Linked DNA regions of Homo sapiens: region 1 is linked to region 2. The links are chromatin contacts, found by Hi-C in ENCODE. All regions are on one chromosome and are shown on one strand. The core of a region is the stretch at or near the end of the contact, and the rest is flanking DNA. Distances in the headings are between cores, read along the strand shown. Region 1 holds the start of TOP2A (DNA topoisomerase II alpha). Region 2 holds the start of ERBB2 (erb-b2 receptor tyrosine kinase 2).

What was found. Hi-C counts contacts between places; a loop is a spot of excess contacts on that map.
Region 1: a map of Calu3 shows a loop between it and region 2 (2.0-fold over the local background). The contact joins the promoter of TOP2A here to the promoter of ERBB2 in region 2. A Hi-C loop is called at or near these places in 1 of 168 maps with a recorded cell type or tissue (Calu3).

The regions. Positions count from the first base shown.
Region 1 is chr17:40,414,748-40,420,149 of GRCh38, forward strand. It overlaps TOP2A (DNA topoisomerase II alpha), which reads right to left and starts at 3,149. Exons shown (of 35, transcript NM_001067.4): 1 at 3,024-3,149; 2 at 1,993-2,148; 3 at 1,675-1,765; 4 at 1,258-1,321. The coding sequence starts at 3,044. RefSeq lists enhancers at 2,808-3,333, 3,055-3,144, 4,813-5,355.
Region 2 is chr17:39,697,363-39,703,155 of GRCh38, forward strand. ERBB2 (erb-b2 receptor tyrosine kinase 2) reads left to right here and starts at 2,702. Exons shown (of 27, transcript NM_004448.4): 1 at 2,702-2,949. The coding sequence starts at 2,877. RefSeq lists enhancers at 3,684-4,185, 4,186-4,685.

The DNA.
Region 1 (5,402 bases), core at 1,899-4,398, 720 kb after region 2:
CTGGAGGCTGAGGCAGGAGAATTGCTTGAACCCAGGAGGTGGATGTTGCGGTGAGCCGAGATCATGCCACTGCACTCCAGACTGGGCAATAAGAGCAAAACTCCATCAAAAAAAAAAAAAAAAAAAAGGAAAACCAATATCAATCATAAACTGCCTTGCTCTCAAATAAAATGCTGAAAACTTATTTCAGTTATTTTAAGTTAATTCTTGGATGGTACTATATTTTAGTTAATAACTCGATATACATTATGGTTCTTGTTCTACATAGTACTTATTATCTATAAAAAAAACTAATTAAAATTAGCTCAACTTTTTTTTTTTTTTTGAGACAGAGTCTTGCTGTGTCACCCAGGCTGGAGTGCAGTGGTGCAATCTCGGCTCACTGCAAGCTCCACCTCCCGGGTTCATGCCATTCTCCTGCCTCAGCCTCTCGAGTAGCTGGGACTACAGGCGCCCACCACTACACCCGGCTAATTTTTTGTATTTTTAGTGGAGACAGGGTTTCACCGTGTTAGCCAGGATGGTCTTGATCTCCTGACCTTGTGATCCGCCCGCATCGGCCTCCCAAAGTGCTGGGATCACAGGCATGAGCCACCGTGCCTGGCCCTAGCTCAACATTTTTTAAAGACTATGATATTGAGTCCTTAGGAAAATCCAGGTATACTTTGTCATAATCAATCAGACTAACAAAAAAGTGAAATAAGCACCCTGATCACCCACTAAGGGACACCCCGCATTTATAAGCAGAAATGTCAGATCAAATTATTCTCTACCACCACCTACTGGTTTACTGTTTGAATAGCATCATGAGAAAAAGTTAAAACTCCAGATGCCAGAATACTTAAAGCAATTACTGAAGGTGCTTGCTCAAATATTTAGGGATTAGGTGTCATAAGTCCTGTAATTTATTTTGAAATGATCCAGAGCAAATAGGCCGCGTGCCATGGCACACACCCATAATGCCAACACTGGAGGATTGCTTCAGGCCAGGAGTTCTAAGACCAGCCCAGGCAAAATAGCAAGACCCCTTCCTCTAAAAAAATTAACTAATTAAAAAAAAGATGGAGAAAATATGGAAAAACGTTGGCAACTGTTGGATCTAGGTGGTGGGTATCCATAGGTTTTTCATTTTAGCATTCTGCTTTTGTGTACTTTTCTCAACTTCTGTTTAGGAAAAGCCAACTTCACCAGTAATCAAAATACATGCAGCTAACAATAGCAACGAGCTACATAACAAAAACTAAGCAAAAGACGTACGGATCAATTGTGACTCTAATACAAGACATTTTTGGGTCCCTTTGTTTGTTGTCCGCAGCATTAACTGAAAGAAAATAAAATATACATTTGTAAGAAATTAGTGTTTTAAGAAACATTCTGTAACTCTAAGTAAGATATAGAAAAAAAAGTTCCCAAACAGCACAGGAGTGGCATTAACAAGGTGTTAATTTAGCAATTTTTGTCCATAGTACTGTTTCTACGAGAAGCTCAACCTCCTGGGCTCCAGGAAACCAGCTCACCTTTATCAACTGATTGAAATGACAGGAGCCCTGGCTACAGCAGGTTTGGTAGAAATGATACTTTTTGTTTTTACTTTTATCTTTTTTAAATTTTTATTTGGAATGATACTTCTTATGAAAGATTTGACCAGATCTTTATATTAAAGGATTTACTCACCTAGAATCTCATCAAAGATTTTGTACAAACCAGGAACAAAAGTGACTTCCCTATAGTTAATGCCAACATCTTCATCGTAAACCCACATTTGCTAGAAATAAGGCAAAGAAATACTGTTATTTTTATTCTATATTCATTGTTCTGTTATCATGATTACCATAAAGTGTTCATATTAAGTATTACCATATTTAGGCCAGTTCCAGTGACACTCAGTACATGAGAGATACAGAAAGGTCACACTCAGTACATGAAAGGTACAGAAAGAAGAGTATCCATTTCAACTACTAGGTTAACTGCCTTTGATGAGCTTGATTTTACCTGGGTCACTAATTCCACAGAACCAATGTAGGTGTCTGGGCGGAGCAAAATATGTTCCAATTGTGTTTTCTTTTGATAGATTCTTTCAACAGACAGTCTTTTCTTAGCATCTTCATTTTTCTTTATTTTGTTGACTTGCATATTTTCATTTACAGGCTAGCAATTAAAAAAAAAGAGAGAAAGAAGGGAATTTTTAATCATAAGTTTACCCTAAACTAGGAACAAAATGCCTACCATAGTGAGATGTCAACATGCATTGCAATCTGTTAGTAGGCAGTGGTGGAGTTGCCAGTTTTGTACAAATAGGACAATTTAAATTCGCTGCGGCCAGGTCCCCAGGTGTCAGGTTAAACAGACACATATTATCTCACCAAGTGGGTCTGTCTGGAAACCTCTTTTCTTGAGCAACATGGTAGATGTCATCAATAAAATACACCCACTTCTTTCAGTTCCTGCATACATTATTTACCGAGTGCCTATTATTATAAATTATTTACGGTGTCCCGAGCACACGACACCGTAAATAATTCTAGTTCGGCAGCAGCAGTTTGGGCGGCTATCCGTTCAATCCCTTGGCCACCTGAGCGTTGTGAACTCAGGAAGGGGGCGCTTTTGTAAGCTGGCCAGCTGCTCCAGAGAAACACTGTGCTAGGCTCTGCCCTTTCCAAGATCGGGGACATTCAAGACCGTTTTCAAGCAGCGGGCAGGAGGGGAAAGCATCTGTACGCGCGACTCAATAACGTCGCACCCGGGCCGCTGTAACATGGATCCACTACGGGACCAACGGACTCCTGCCCCTAGAAACAGGGCAACAACGCACGACACCCTGGAAGCCGGGTCATACTTCACTACTAGCACCAGAAGGGGCTTCCGCCTCTCCACGATCACCCCGGAACCGGGAATGGAGAATATGGGCTCCCAAGCCGGTCGCCGGCCTGACCGCAGCCCCAGAGCTTCACCCGTCACGGGCGGCCAGAGAGATGCCCGGGCCGCGCGGAGGCTCCACCGCCAGTCCCCCCCGCGAGCCGTACCTGCAATGGTGACACTTCCATGGTGACGGTCGTGAAGGGGCTCAAGAACCCTGAAAGCGACTAAACAGGCAGGACCCCACGAGACCACCCCCGACCAAGCCGCTTCTCCACAGACGCGCGTCGGTTAGGAGAGCTCCACTTGAACCTTCCTTTAGCCCGCCCGAAGCAGACCAGCCAATCCCTGACTCGCTCTCACCGTCTCCGTCCAGAAGAACCAATCGTAGCTTGCCTTTTATATCCACCTATGAACGGCTGAGTTGGCCGGGGTTTGTTTGAATAAACCAATCAGGTTAGGGAGGCGGGACTAGAGAGGCTTCAAAAGGCACCACTCGGCGTCATAGCGGAGAGATTGACAGGGAATCTGGCCAATGAGAAGGGCTCACTTGTTTTCTCGTGCGGAAAGCTTGGAAGAGATGGGCTTTGGAAGCGGGAAGGGGTGGCCTGAGGCAAAAGTGTGCAGGAGAAAAGCAAAGGATGTTTATTCTCCAGGAACTGCCAATCTATTTAAGATCCCTGAAATCTAAAAACTGTCCTCTGTTCTGACGTTGTTAGCGAGGGGAATGGGAGCCTTAGCTTCGTTTTCCTGAGGAAACTGAGTGCCGGCTTTCTGGACAGGCAGCCTGGCTGCTTGGTTGAAGCGAACAGATTCTGGCATCTGCCTCAACCCCGCCCCCTTTACCCTCGAATTCATTTTTCAAAGAAATAAAAGTAGGCTGTGTGCGGTGGCTGGAGTCTGTATTCGCAGCACATTGGGAGGCCGAGGCGGGAGGATCGCTGGAGCCTAGGAGTTGGAGACCAGCCTGGGCAACATAGCGAGACCCCGTCTCTACCCAAAAAGGAAAAAAAATAGCCAGGCGAGGCATCGCACACCTGTAACTCCAGCTCCGGAGGCTGAGGAGGGAGGATCGCTTGAGCCCCGGGGATCGGAGATCGAGGCGCCTTGAACCGTGATTGCTCCACTGCACTCCAGCCTGAGTGACAGAGCGAGGCCACCTCAAGAGATAAATACATAAATAAATAAATAATAAAAATAATTAAAATAAAAGTGCCACAGTTGTGGTTTGGGGGTTCCATATAGTGGAAGGATGTAGAAAGGCTTTGCAAAATGGAGGGCAGCATTCAGGTCCCCAGTAGAGCAGCGCTGGACTGCAACTGGTAAATCGAAAGGGATAACTTGTGGTGGTAGCCTCTTGAGCTGAGGGTGGGCTCAGCCGTCCGGGGCTGAAACCTTTTCCGCAGCCAGCTGGCCAGATACCCTCCGACTGGCTACTTTTGCTCACCTCCGTGAACCCTGCAGTCCAGAACAGCTGTTCCAATTTGACAAGGAAATGCCAAGACTGAAGCTTTTTTGTTTGCTTGTTTTTTTGTTGCTTTTTTTTTTTTTGAGATGGAATCTCACTCTGTCGCCCAGGCTGGAGTGCAATGGCGCGATCTAGGCTCACTGCAACCTTCACCTCGCGGGTTCAAGCGATTCTCCTGCCTCAGCCTCCCGTGTAGCTAGAATTACAGGCGCCTGCCACCACGCCTGGCTAATTTTTGTATTTTTTTAGTAGAGACAGGGTTTTGCCATGTTGACCAGGTTGGTTTCAAACTTCTGACCTCAAGTGATCTGCCCGCCTCAGCCTCTCAAAGTGCTGGGATTACAGGTGTGAGTCACTGTGCCCGGCGAAGACTGAAGTTTTAAAATTACTCTTACATATAAATGTTTGAGTGGATTAAACAAAGTTATTACCCTTACAAGAAGCCAGAAAAAAAAAAACTGCACAATTTGAGTGCCTACTAATTCCAGCTGAGCCACCTCTTTCCATTCATTGCTTCCTTCCTCTACCTGGGTTTCAGTCCCAACTCAGCAATTTGCCATTCGTGTCATTTCGATGGAGGAAGCCTCTCGGTGCTTCCGTTTCCTCTCCTAAAAAGAATAATTAACTATGATCTCAGAGTAGTGTGAGGGTTACATGAGAGAAGTGTAAGGTAAACAGTGGGCTGACAGTATTAGGTAGCAGGAATTTTCCTTAGGCTGGTGTGACAATTGTGGATGTAATTTTTTTTTTCTTCTTCTAAAAGAAACCAGAGGTCAACCATTGTTACATAACCACAGTGTGTCAAGGGAGGGCCAATGGGGAGCCGTATGATGTGGCAGGAAGCCAAGGATGGAAGTTGCCCATGGGCTAGGGGCACTCGGAAACCATAGGCATGGTGCTTCGGCATTGTTCTGCTCTCTTGACCTTTGGCTCCCTGGCCTCCAGCAGTCTCTGCGTGTTCCCAGCTCTGCTCTGCTCACCACATGTGTTAGAGAGCACAGGACCACCAGGGGCTCAGAGCAGTGGTAGGGAAGCTTGGCCAGTAGCCTCTGCTCAGCCAGAAGACTGACCAGGCCCT
Region 2 (5,793 bases), core at 1,452-3,951:
TTTTTTTTTTGAGACAGAGTTTCGCTCTTGTTGCCCAGGCTGGAGTACAATGGCGCGATCTTGGCTCACCGCAACCTCCGCTTCCCAGGTTCAAGCGATTCACCTGCCTCAGCCTTCCCGAGTAGCTGGGATTACAGGCATGCGCCACCATGCCCGGCTAATTTTGTGTTTTTAGTAGAGACAGGGTTTCTCCATGTTGGTCAGGCTGGTACCAAACTCCCGACCTCAGGTGATCCACCTGCCTTGGCCTCCCAAAGTGCTGCAATTACAGGCATGAGCCACCGCACCCAGCCGTGCTAGGGTCTTTTTCTGTTCAATTCCTTTCTCTCTCTTGCTCTCTTTCTTTCTTTCAATGGAGTCTTACTCTGTCACCCAGGCTGGAGTGCAGTGGCAAGATCTCAGCTCACTGCAACCTCTGCCCTCTGAGTTCAAGCAATTCTCCTGCCTCAGCCTCCCGAGTAGCTGGGATTACAGGTGCCTGCCACCACACCTAGTTAATTTTTGTACTTTTAGTAGAGATGGGGTTTTGTCATGTTGGCCAGGCTGGTCTCGAACTCCTGACCTCGTGATCTGCCTGTCTTGGCCTCCCAAAGTGCTGGGATTACAGGCATGAGCCGCCATACTCGGCCAACTTTGTATTACTTTCTTAAAGAGAGTTTCCCAAATTATATAAGCTTCAGGCCCCACAAAACCTAGATCTGCCCCAGTATAACTAAATCTGGGACCATTTATTGAGCAATTATTATGTGCCAAGTATTGCGCTGAGTGCTTCCAGAGCATTATCTCCTTTAACCCCAGCATAGTATGTCAGATGCTGTTTTACAGATGAGCCAACTGAGACCAGAGATGCTCAGTCACTTGCCCAAGGTGACATGACTGATATGGAATAGAGTCAAGATTTTTTTTTTTTTTTTTGACACGGAGTCTCACTCTGTCTCCCAGGCTGGAGTGCAGAGGCGCAATCTCAGCTCACTGCAAGCTCTGCCTCCCAGGTTCACGCCATTCTCCTGCCTCAGCCTCCTGAGTAGCTGGGACTACAGGCACCCGCCACCACACCTGGCTAATTTTTTGTATTTTTAGCAGAGACAGGGTTTCACCGTGTTAGCCAGGATGGTCTCGATCTCCTGACCTCGTGATCTGCCTGCCTCGGCCTCCCAAAGTGCTGGAATTACAGGTGTGAGCCACCGCGACTGGCCAGATTCAAGATTTGAACCCAGGTCCTCTTGGTCCCAGAGGCCCCTGTTTCTCAACTCCCTAGGATGGCATAGCAACCTGTCCCACAAGAGGTGCCTGCTTTAAGTGTGCTCAGCACATGGAAGCAAGTTTAGAAATGCAAGTGTATACCTGTAAAGAGGTGTGGGAGATGGGGGGGAGGGAAGAGAGAAAGAGATGCTGGTGTCCTTCATTCTCCAGTCCCTGATAGGTGCCTTTGATCCCTTCTTGACCAGTATAGCTGCATTCTTGGCTGGGGCATTCCAACTAGAACTGCCAAATTTAGCACATAAAAATAAGGAGGCCCAGTTAAATTTGAATTTCAGATAAACAATGAATAATTTGTTAGTATAAATATGTCCCATGCAATATCTTGTTGAAATTAAAAAAAAAAAAAAAAGTCTTCCTTCCATCCCCACCCCTACCACTAGGCCTAAGGAATAGGGTCAGGGGCTCCAAATAGAATGTGGTTGAGAAGTGGAATTAAGCAGGCTAATAGAAGGCAAGGGGCAAAGAAGAAACCTTGAATGCATTGGGTGCTGGGTGCCTCCTTAAATAAGCAAGAAGGGTGCATTTTGAAGAATTGAGATAGAAGTCTTTTTGGGCTGGGTGCAGTTGCTCGTGGTTGTAATTCCAGCACTTTGGGAGGCTGAGGCGGGAGGATCACCTGAGGTTGGGAGTTCAAGACCAGCCTCACCAACGTGGAGAAACCCTGTCTTTACTAAAAATACAAAAAATTAGCTGGTCATGGTGGCACATGCCTGTAATCCCAGCTGCTCGGGAGGCTGAGGCAGGAGAATCACTTGAACCAGGGAGGCAGAGGTTGTGGTGAGCAGAGATCGCGCCATTGCTCTCCAGCCTGGGCAACAAGAGCAAAAGTTCGTTTAAAAAAAAAAAAAAGTCCTTTCGATGTGACTGTCTCCTCCCAAATTTGTAGACCCTCTTAAGATCATGCTTTTCAGATACTTCAAAGATTCCAGAAGATATGCCCCGGGGGTCCTGGAAGCCACAAGGTAAACACAACACATCCCCCTCCTTGACTATCAATTTTACTAGAGGATGTGGTGGGAAAACCATTATTTGATATTAAAACAAATAGGCTTGGGATGGAGTAGGATGCAAGCTCCCCAGGAAAGTTTAAGATAAAACCTGAGACTTAAAAGGGTGTTAAGAGTGGCAGCCTAGGGAATTTATCCCGGACTCCGGGGGAGGGGGCAGAGTCACCAGCCTCTGCATTTAGGGATTCTCCGAGGAAAAGTGTGAGAACGGCTGCAGGCAACCCAGGCGTCCCGGCGCTAGGAGGGACGCACCCAGGCCTGCGCGAAGAGAGGGAGAAAGTGAAGCTGGGAGTTGCCACTCCCAGACTTGTTGGAATGCAGTTGGAGGGGGCGAGCTGGGAGCGCGCTTGCTCCCAATCACAGGAGAAGGAGGAGGTGGAGGAGGAGGGCTGCTTGAGGAAGTATAAGAATGAAGTTGTGAAGCTGAGATTCCCCTCCATTGGGACCGGAGAAACCAGGGGAGCCCCCCGGGCAGCCGCGCGCCCCTTCCCACGGGGCCCTTTACTGCGCCGCGCGCCCGGCCCCCACCCCTCGCAGCACCCCGCGCCCCGCGCCCTCCCAGCCGGGTCCAGCCGGAGCCATGGGGCCGGAGCCGCAGTGAGCACCATGGAGCTGGCGGCCTTGTGCCGCTGGGGGCTCCTCCTCGCCCTCTTGCCCCCCGGAGCCGCGAGCACCCAAGGTGGGTCTGGTGTGGGGAGGGGACGGAGCAGCGGCGGGACCCTGCCCTGTGGATGCCCCGCCGAGGTCCCGCGGCCGGCGGGGCCAGAGGGGCCCGGACGAGCTCTCCTATCCCGAAGTTGTGGACAGTCGAGACGCTCAGGGCAGCCGGGCCCTGGGGCCCTCGGGCGGGAGGGGGCAGTTACACGGCAGCGGCTCGAGATGGCCCATCCAAGAGACTGGCGCTTTCCAGGCTCCGAGGGGCTCCGGGAACTTGTCAAAGAAGTTCTCTGAAATTGTTCAGAAAGTTTTCCCGCAAAGGGTGTATTGCGTAGAGCGCGCGCGCGCGTTTCCCCCCTTCTTGAGCCCCCTCAAGCTTTCTCAAAGCCTTTCCAGTTGGCAGCCTCCGCCTCCGGACTGGCCTGGGCTGGATTCCTTGGGGGGGTCCTCTGCCCTGCCCCTCCTCCAGCCCCTCCCCGCTCCCCTTCAGACGATTTTGGTTTGGTTGCTCCTGCTTCTGGCGGGGTCGGGTGTGTGTGTGTGTGGTGGAGTGGAGGGTGGCATAGCAACCTGTCCCAACCAGAGCCGGGGAGGAAAGGGTGGCCCGGAGGGTGGCCTCTTGCTGGGGTCTGGGTTGGGGGCGGGGGAGACGTTTGCTTTGAACAGATTCTTGGGGCCAGCTTAGGGACTGTGCTCTGTGACTTTTGGAGCGCGTGGACCATGGAGGGGTGGGGGTGGGTTTCTTGGGGTGTAAAGTGGGAGAGTTCCCAGAGAAGGAAGCTAAGAAATAAGGCCAGATGGGAGCCTAGGGAGGGCTGCGTTGTTCTGCTGCCTTTTCCTTGGTGCTGTGCGTGGGGAAGGGTGAGTGGGGGCAGTGTGTATCCTGACCCATCTGTCCACCTGTGTGCATTAATCATAAAAGCTAACATATAGCCTGGGCCAGGTATACTCTGCCAGGAACTGTTTGTGGTGTTTTGCATGCATTCTCCTTTAATCCTAGAACACCCCTATAGTGGAAGTTCTGCCAGCATTCTGGACTGAGTAGCAGTCCAGAGGTTGAGTAGCAGCTAGTAAGTGGTGGGGTCAAGATGGGACCCCAGGCAGTGCGACCCCCAACCATGCATTCGAAATCGCTATATGGATGAGTGCACCTGGAGCAATGAGGGACACTGCTCCCTGAGTCACTGGGCTGCAGGGGAGACAAAATGAAAGTGTTCTGGGAGTCGTGGGTGGTCTCCATAGGTCAGAGGGTCTGGGGAGGGAGTGGGTGTCATCGTGGCTGTGTGTTGCCCGAGGGGCCCTCTGTGAGTGAGTGCATGGCCGTGTTATCTCTGCAGGTCTACGCCAGGGTGTTCCTCAGTTGTGTGGTCTTTGTATTTGTGTGTCTGGGCTTTGTGTTGCCAAACAGCAGTCTCTCTGCTGACTTGGGGACACAGGCTGAACTCTGTCCTCTGCAGGAACTCCCTTAAGGTGCTGGGCCAGATCTGCCATAAACAGAGGGAGGTAGCCTTCTATGGCCACGCCTTCTTGCTGAGGAAGAAGGTTCCTCTCTTCCAGGGAGTACATCCTTGCCCTCCCTGTTTCCCAGACAAGCATCTTCACCTCTCATCTTCTGATGAGAAGGGTGAGGCCATACTGAGCTGTCAGGCTGAGCTGCTGCCCTTCCTCACCTTGGGCTGGGAGTTGATCAGGGAATGGCAGTTGCTGCAGAGCTGGATTTGAGGGCTGGGTTCTCTGGATGGGGCCTCCTCATGTCCTCACCCCTCAACCTGCACTATTGATTGTGTTGTGCAGGAGTTAGTTAAAAAGTCATTGCACAGCCTGGGCAACAAGGCAAAACTCTGTACAAAAAATACAAAAATTAGTTGGATGTGATTACACGTGCCTGTAGTCCCAGCTACTCCGGAGGCTGAGGCAGGAGGATCACCTGAGCCCAGGAAGTTGAGGCTTGCAGTGAGCTGTGATTGCAAATGCTCTCCAGCCTGGGTGACAGTGTGAGACTCCGTTTCAGAAAAAAAGTATACCACCCAGCTGCCTCCAGCACCCAGATTTTACCCAAGGGGTGAGGTCTGGGGCAGGAATGTGGGGGAAGGGGAGGCCTAGGGGGAGCCCCAGAGGGGTCAGGATTTTTCTGAAATCCTTTCTTAGAGGTATGGGTTTTACAAATTGCAGCAAATACATCCTTTTAATCTTGCAGAACTCCTTCATATTTTAATTCCAGTATGATTCTTCCAACAGCCTCCTCTCTTTACTATACTTGGGGAAAGTACTCATTTTATTTGTCAAGAAAAAAACAATTGAAAAGATAGGGATCAAATGTAAAAAGAAAAAATACGTGGCATTCCAAAGTCAAACACAAAGCATGTTTAATTTTCTCGTGGTTTGGGATTACCCATATTCCTGCTGTATGAACCTGTCTTGTCTTAACTTTTAAGAAATGTACGGTGTACTTCCTATATGCTAGGTTTTTATCCATGCTTTCATTTAATCTCTGTGACAGTCCTGTGAAGTAGGTGCACAGATGAGAAAATGGAAGTTCAGAGAAATGAAGCAACTTATCCAAGGCTCCCAGCTACCCAGTAATGTCCAGGGAATTTTTGGACTCTGAAGAGGAGGCATTAAGAGGTGGTTAGAGTCTTATTCCAGCCAACAATAATGGGTTGAACAAAGCCTTAGGGGCAGGCAGGTGGCCAGATGGGAGGAGAAGCGCTCCTCTTGTTCAGGCGAATGACCTTTCCATCCACTTCTCTAGGCTGTAGAAAGTGGAGCTGAGCTGGGGGCCCTGAGGTTCCCTCTTGACTTCAGAGTCCTCTCCCTTCCTGTCCAGCCAATGCCTGTCTTCCTTTTGGGCCCTACCAGCATGACA